3 separate regions of the Mus musculus genome follow, and all the other regions are linked to region 2. A link is a loop called in an ENCODE intact Hi-C map of the cell type or tissue named here. Cell type or tissue: heart. All regions are shown on one strand.

Region 1 (2,500 bases), 110 kb before region 2:
AAAGGAGTGTTACAAGCTCTCGTGTGGAAGGAGGAGGAAACACTGGCCTGTGAAGTAGAAAGCAGGGGTTCTTTACTGAGTGCTTAGGGACTGGGAATGAGTAGAATCCTTGAAGTGAACACTCCTCTGAACTAAAGTGTTTGGAGTACCACTGCTGCCTCAGTAGCTGTGCCCAGGATCCTTGAGGAAGCTCAGGGAGCGTGTGCATGTGTGGTGGTGGTTTTTAAAATCCGTCTTTATCCCTGGCTGCTCCGATTCCTTGGAATGGCCTCTTGGTGACGTGCTGTCAGGACATCTGCACTAGAAGTGGCTTTGGTTAGATCCTATGTGGGTCTGGATATGGGAATACACTATGTAGTTCCCTGGCCCGCAGGTAGCATGAGGTCTACAATGAGGCAGCTGTTAATCGGAGTGAGGCCTGTTTCTTGCTCAGAGGAAGAGGAGTTGAGACCCAGGTCTGATGAGGACTCTACCACAGAGCCCGTAACCTCTTTATTTAGTGAGACAGGGGCTCTGGTACTTTTATCATACTCTGTGGATAGCTTTTTGAAGAAAACCCTCTCCTTCCCCAGCTGGTAGGCTGGTATCATTCTGGGGCCAGGTGACCATGATGTCATGGCCAAGAGATTCCCACCACCCTCCAAAATGTAGAAAACAGAAAGAAGTAGGTTTTTTGTGAGTCTCTCATGGTCTATATGGGAGAACAGACCCACTGGGAGATAGGATTGTGGGTACTTTTTTTGTATCTTTCATTTACCCTTTTACATTTCTCTAGTTTTTCTATTTGTATTAGTATTAAAAAAAAAAACTGGAAAAGAAACAGAACTCCACTATGGAGCTCCAGTCTGTGTTCCTGGAGCCTGTCTGGCGGCGGAAACCTTGTTAGTCCTTTCGGGGAGTTAGAAGTTCTCAGGCCTCCCACAAGATGCCAGTGCCCACCCAGGCCCTGGCACCTGTTACCTGGTAAGTGCTTGTAAGCTGAGGTAAGATGAATGTCAAAGATGCTTCTGTGCCCTGAAGCTAGGGGTGACCTGTGGATGGATGCTGGTGGAGGTATCTGAGCTCCTGTGTGTGGCATTGCAGGACACCATTCTACTTACAGAGCGGGCAGATGTGTAGTAGGAAATGCAGTGTAAAAAGAGCTGTAACTTGACAGGGGCATGAGACAGAAGAGATAAAGAAGGGTTATCAGAGCTTCCAGGAAAACCTATTCAGGGTGTACAGAGCAGATCAGAGCTCTTTCTTTAAAACCATTGGCTGGGCTGCAGTTGCTCCCTTCCTCTTTCACCTTTCGCCTGTTCACCCGTCCTGGCAGCCATGCTGTGTAGCCAGGCTCTCTGTCCAGGTGCTTGGTGTTGCATTTCTTGCATTTATGCTGCTCACAGCCCAGTTCTACCTGCTTTACACAGCCAGAGCTTAGACTTGGCAGAAGTCATGTGGCCAGCAGATGGCAGTACAGGGCCGCCACGGCAGTCCTCCTCAGACCCCTTCCCATCCTCCAGACAGTTAACTCTTCACCCTTTTTTTCAGGCTGAAGCCACCAGGTGTGTACTCAAAACAAGCCTTGGTAACCTTTGTTCTTTGACGCTAACTGTGTGTCAGGGTTTGAATCTCTGAACAAAACCCTAGGTGCTTTGAGCACCTTTGTGTAAGAGTTCTTCAAAACCCAAGCCCCCATTTTCTTGCCCTCTTCCCACTTCTTCTCTGTCCCTCTGTCCCTTTCTACCTCCAAACAGAATGTAAATAGATCCCCCAGGGAAGCAAGTTCACTGTGAGCTGCTAGCTGGCATTCTTCTGGAAATCTCCATTTAGTGACTGCTGGCTGTGGCAGTGCTGGGTCTTCAGTTACTGTCCAGGCTTCTGTGGTCAAGCCCATGATAAAGCCATGGTCTTTCTCTGTGGGCTCTAACGAAAATCTTGACTGCTGCTGAAACTGTCTCGTTGGTCTTCAGCCCCTCTGCCTGAAAGCCCAAGCAGGGAGCTTGCTTTCCATAGTTGTCTTAATAACTGTTGTGATGTGTGCATTTTTTTCAGGTATAAAATTGTTTCTGTTGAAGTTTGGAGAAAAGAAAAATAAGTATAAAGAGGAAAATAGTCATTTAGTCTGTAGGGTACCATTTAATACACATATATTCCCAGTTTGGTTATAGAGTATTCTTTCCTCCATCCAAGGGGAAAGCCGTAATAAACTCTCCACAGCTTCTGTGCTTGCTGCCAGGGCACTGGAAACCCCACATGTGTCTGTGACCATTTAGGGCTCAGATGTAGCTGTTCGTCATTGGCTTGCATGCTCTGGGAAGGGCCACCTGATCTGGGAGTGAAGGCTCTACTTACCATGCTGCCCAGAGCCTGTCTTGGCTGTGGATGGAAGAGGGCAGGGTGTGTTCTAGTTCCTTTGAGAGCCTTGTACTTTCCTATAGATTTCTTGGTCACAGTTTATAAATGTCTGGTTGGGGAGAGGCTGTGGTGATGTTAGACAGTCCTTACCTTTGTTATTCCC
Region 2 (2,500 bases):
GTGGATGGTTCCTCATCCATATTATATAAGCAGCATTGATAGACTTGATGCATTATTTGTTTATAGAAGGAGGAGGAGGAGGAAGAGGAGGAGGAGGGGAAAAGGAGGAGAGGAGGAAGAGAGGAGGAGGAGGAAAGAGAGCTGGAGAGATGGCTCAGTGGGTAAGAACACTTGTAGTTTTTACAGAGGACCTGGGTTCAGTTCCCAGCACCCACATAACTCCAATTCCAGGGGATCTGACACCTTCTTTTGATTTCCATGAGCATGAAATATGTACATGGGGCACATACAAACATATACACATACATACATACATGCATGCATGCATACATACATACATACATACATACAGGTAAAACACCCACACAATAAAATAAAATAAATAAATATTTTAAAAGGTAAAAAGAAGACATAAGTTGGGAGGGAGTCTTGGAAGGGACCTGGGAGGAGGTGAAGGAGGTGTGAGGGTTACATAAAATCAAAATACATTGTCTATATATATATATATATATATATACATATATATGAAATTCTCAAATAATATATATGCATATATGTATAATTATACATCTATTTGTTATCATCACAATTTTCCTGAAGTTCTTGGGATCTGAGGTTGTAATTTTGTCTTTTGTTATAATGTTAAACTTACAGAAAACTTGAGGGAAGAAGTGAGGGGCTCCCTCTGTACCCCTGACCAAACCCATCATCTCTTTACACGTTGGCTGACTTGCCTTGTTAGTCTATGAATCTATTTGTATGTGTCTAAACTCCATCCCTACCTTTTTATTCCCAACCCAGTGTGTTTCCAAAGGACAGCTTTCACATGTCCTAAATACAGTGATCAAGATAAGGAGTTTTAAATCTGCTTTGATATAATTCGCTAGTCCACATTCCACATTCAAATTTCAGCAACGGTTGCAGTAACACTCTCACTCTCTCCAGTATTTCTTGTTTTCAGCATCGTGCGTTCCAAGAGGCCAACTGTCCTCACGTAAATCTGGGTCATCTGATCCTCCAGTTGGTCAAAGAGAATAGGAGACATAGCATCATACTGATCGCTTTGTACTGCTTGACTCTCAAGTTTCACTTTCCAGAAGCTTCTTGGAGTCAACTGTGCATGTACAGTTGGAGTGACTTCTGAGTGTGATGTCACCCTTCATATTAACTTACCACTCCCAGGACACTGAGCATGCATTGCTGTAAGTCCTTAGACTTGGGGCCTGGTTGGACCACGGGCTACATTAAGCAGGGATCTTAAAGCCAAGAGTCTTCTAGTCTTTCCAGGCTTTCCCGGGCAGGCAGTCTTGCCTTCCGAAGTGGTACAATCTGCCAGGAAGGCTTCAAGCACTGCAGCTGGGCATATGCCTGCTGCCCTCTGGTGGCAGACAGCTATATGTGGTGGGAAAGGATGAGAGCAAGCGTCACAGGCCAGGCAGTTTAAACATCAGACTTCTCCTGGCCTAGGGGCTGGCCATCTGACATCGAGGCGTCATAGGGGCTCTCTGGTTGTCTTCTTCCCCTGTGTGCCTGTGTTCTAATCTCCTCCCAAAAGGACACCAGCCATGAGAAGGCACGCCCTATTATCAGTTATTCCTAATTGCCTTGTTAAAGGTCCCATCTCCAAGTGAAATGGCATTCATGTGAGGTGTACGGGGTGTGAGTGGGCTGGGGGAGGTACAATTTAGCCCATAGCAAGCAAGAAGGACATGTGAGTTTTTTTTTTTTTTTTTATTAAATCAATCATTAAAAAACAAAACCGTTGGAGAGATGGCTTAGTGGGTAAGAGCACTGACTGTTCTTCCGAAGGTCCTGAGTTCAAATCCCAGCAACCTCATAGTGGCTCACAACCATCTGTAATGAGATCTGACGCCCTCTTCTGGTGTGTCTGAAGACAGCTACAGTGTACTTATATAATAATAAATAAATCTTAAAAAAAAAAAAAAGGCTGGTGAGATGGCTCAGTGGGTAAGAGCACCCGACTGCTCTTCCGAAGGTCTAAAGTTCAAATCCCAGCAACCACATGGTGGCTCACAACCATCTGTAACAAGATCTGACGCCCTGAAGACAGCTACAATGTACTTACATATAATAAATAAATAAACCTTAAAAAAAATGAGATTACAAAAAAACAAAACCAAAAACCTTGGTTAATAACATTCTTTAAAGTGTTCAACATCATTAGCAGGCAGAGAAATGCAAATTAAAACTGCCTTGAGATGCCACCCTATTCAAGGTATAATGGTATTATTACCAAGAAATCAAACTTAGACGTTAGGGAGCACCACCCCTCTCCATCTGTTAATAGGATGTTTCTTACTTGGGATTTTTGGGATGCTATCTCACAATTACACTGAGGTCATACCTGAGTTACACAAGCCAGAATCCAAGCACGGAAGATGGTGCTCCCTGGAATGGTGCTCCCTGGAACGGTGCTCCCTGCAATGATTCTGGGATAGGGGATGTGAGTGTGCAAGAGAAGTGTGCGGACTTGGCTGTA
Region 3 (2,500 bases), 78 kb before region 2:
CATCTAGTCTTGTTAAACTTCTACCAGGCAATAGGTCCCCCACCTAACCTGTTATCCTCTAAATCCTAACAAATCTGACTGGCTGAACTTGGCAAGGGACATCTGACCCTTGGATGCCACTATACATCCTATGGGGTAAGGGGGACTGGAAGGTGAGATTTCCACACTGCTCTGCATTACAGAGCAACCTGGGGTGGTAGGTGGCACTCCTGCTGTCACAGGAATCTTGGGAAATGTCTCCTCACACCACAGAACATAAACCAAGGTTTTGACACTACCAGAGACCACATGGCCAAGCACTCTGGCCCCAGCTTGGGAAGCACCTATGAACTAAGACATGGCTCTGCTGTGTGTTAACAAGGTGCCGGAGGAAGGGTAGGTGGGAAAGAGAAGGAAAGGCTGAGATGATATCAGGTCATGTGGCATGGCAGTAGGAGACAGTTTTTAAGCAAGGAATACAAAACCTTCAAAGAGGCCAAGGGGGAGAGGGGCCTCTGAAACTCTTGAGCCTTAAGCCCCACGGTTTCCTACTGGGAGACTGAGTAGAAATAACAGGAATACATGGTGTGTGGCTCCAGCTCTGTGCCTTAATCACAGGAACTCTTAAGTCAGTTCTCACTCTTCCTATAGACAGTTCATGCTGTGGTACCCCTAAAACCATCAACCTTCATTGCTACTTCATAACTGTAATTTGGTAGTTATAAATCATTATGTAAACATTGTTTTCTGATGGTCTTAGGCACAGGAGTGGGGGAGGGTGTTAACAGCACCCATGCCCAGGGCGATGGCCTCTGATGGCACAGGAGTGGGGCACTACTGAGTAAAGGTGGCAAGATACCAAGGTTACCTTACCAAGCTTCAGAATCGGTGTGCCAAGATGCCATGGCTTCTACTTGTCACCTACTCTCCTCAGGCCACCGGTGGGAGCCATGTTTACCAGTTACAGCCTGTAGGAGGCTGGCCTAGCACCTTATGCACACTACTTAAGCATCTTTGGCTCAAAGGTCCCACCAGTCCTCGAAACCTGCCCAGCAGCAGCACCTCCCTGGCCAGCAGAGGGAGCTTGAGTTTGCCCAGGGTAGTAACTGCTACGGTAGTGTACTGGATCTTGCCTCAGCTAGCCCCAGCTGTTCCTAAACAAGGTTGCTTCTATATACAGGTCTCTTAAGTAGCGAAAAGCAACTCACTCTGAGCATTGGCCTTGTGCAGAGGGAGAGGTTAGTAGGTGCAGCCATTGCTACCACCTTGTTCAATATGGCAGATAGCACAGGGGCCGTGCCCTCACAGCGCCTAGTCTACCAAAACTAAAGAAGTGCTCAAGCAGTCCCAGCTTCTAGTCACTTGACAGAGGAGGTGGGAACAAGTATCTCTTGAGAAGATACCACTCTCTAGGACTGCCCTACTTCCTTTAACACCAGGGCTACCAAAAGCTTCCCTTTAGAACATCCCACACCAGAGCTGCCCTTGATGGCCAATGTCATACAGCCCATACCACCAACCAAGCGGGAAGCTCTACTGTGCAGCCCACTGCTGTGATAAGTGTGCTCCTCTGATCATCTCTCATGGCAGGATGCTGGCTTGTAGGCAGCCTCATGGGGCCCACCTGGACAAGGAAGCAGTGTAATAAGGGCAGGAACAACAGACAACTTACCCAAGTAGGCAAGAGGCAAAGACATCCTCCGCAAATGCCTTCCCATCCCTTGGACATCTTATCCACTGCACTAAACAAAACCCAACCTTCAGATTGAGGATAAAGGCAGGAACATAGCACAGAAGCAGGGCCAGAGTCATGACACCTGAGCTTGTTACAAGTCAAGCTGCCTAGTTAGAACTGCTTTCCCTCCGTGCTGGCTACGGAAGGACTAGCCAGGAGCTTTCCAGGTACCCTGGTCAGCTGCCCTACCATGTCCCAGGAACCCTGGCTCCCCTGAACATCCTGTCACACAGAGTGTCCCTTCTTCCAGTGGCAGCCCAAACTGTATTATTTCAAAATGGTTCTAAATCCTTGGCGGGTTCATTCTCCAATGGGCTACAGAGATGAAGCTGCCAGGGACCTAGGCAGCTCTGTAGTAAGACCATGACTATCCAAGTCATGGCTGCTTTCCAGAAACTGATATTCTCAGAAGTAACATCATCATAGCCAACTTCTGGTAGAATTCTGTCTGCACTGGCCACGTAGGTGTCCTTCTCAGGAACCAAAAGTCCCCATTAGGTGAATCCTAAGTTGACTTTTCATATAGACATTTTAGTGTTTACCCTTGAGAGTATAAACATCTTCAAGAAGTGGCATATGCATAGCAGTTTTGTTCTTGACCAATGTGAAGAAATATGTAAATCTTAACTGTTATAATAACAAATAATTGTTAGTACAACTTGGGACTCAGACTAGGTGTCCCCTGAAACTTAGCAAAAGCCACCTACAGAACACAAACAGGTTCCAGGAACCATCAGGATCTACCCCATTTCTACCCCATGTGCACTTACAGACTGCTTAAAAGCC

The links. Hi-C counts contacts between places; a loop is a spot of excess contacts. Peaks named below come from ENCODE experiments on the same cell type or tissue, not always from the same donor. Only the 100,000 strongest peaks of a DNase experiment are listed, where the experiment ranks them.
Region 1: a loop joins it to region 2, with 5 times the contacts of the local background. A loop is called at or near these places in 14 of 42 quality-filtered maps.
Region 3: a loop joins it to region 2, with 5 times the contacts of the local background. A loop is called at or near these places in 4 of 42 quality-filtered maps.

The regions. Positions count from the first base shown.
Region 1 is chr2:143,979,929-143,982,428 of GRCm38, reverse strand. All of the region lies in intron 2 of Rrbp1 (ribosome binding protein 1), which reads left to right. Among named protein-coding and RNA genes, the nearest start is that of Rrbp1, 30 kb to the left of the region's middle. In heart, a CTCF peak has its summit at 1,443 (motif pointing right); no DNase peak of the experiment used is centred here.
Region 2 is chr2:143,866,366-143,868,865 of GRCm38, reverse strand. The region is part of intron 2 of Gm33648 (a long non-coding RNA gene); the gene reads right to left. It also overlaps a transcript of Bfsp1 not described here. Among named protein-coding and RNA genes, the nearest start is that of Gm33648, 4.3 kb to the right of the region's middle. In heart, a CTCF peak has its summit at 1,372 (motif pointing left); a DNase peak (open chromatin) is centred at 1,345; H3K4me3 peaks cover 349 bases; H3K27ac peaks cover 668 bases.
Region 3 is chr2:143,944,423-143,946,922 of GRCm38, reverse strand. No RefSeq gene overlaps it. Among named protein-coding and RNA genes, the nearest start is that of Gm33804, 5.6 kb to the right of the region's middle. In heart, a CTCF peak has its summit at 1,057 (motif pointing right); a DNase peak (open chromatin) is centred at 1,232; H3K27ac peaks cover 874 bases.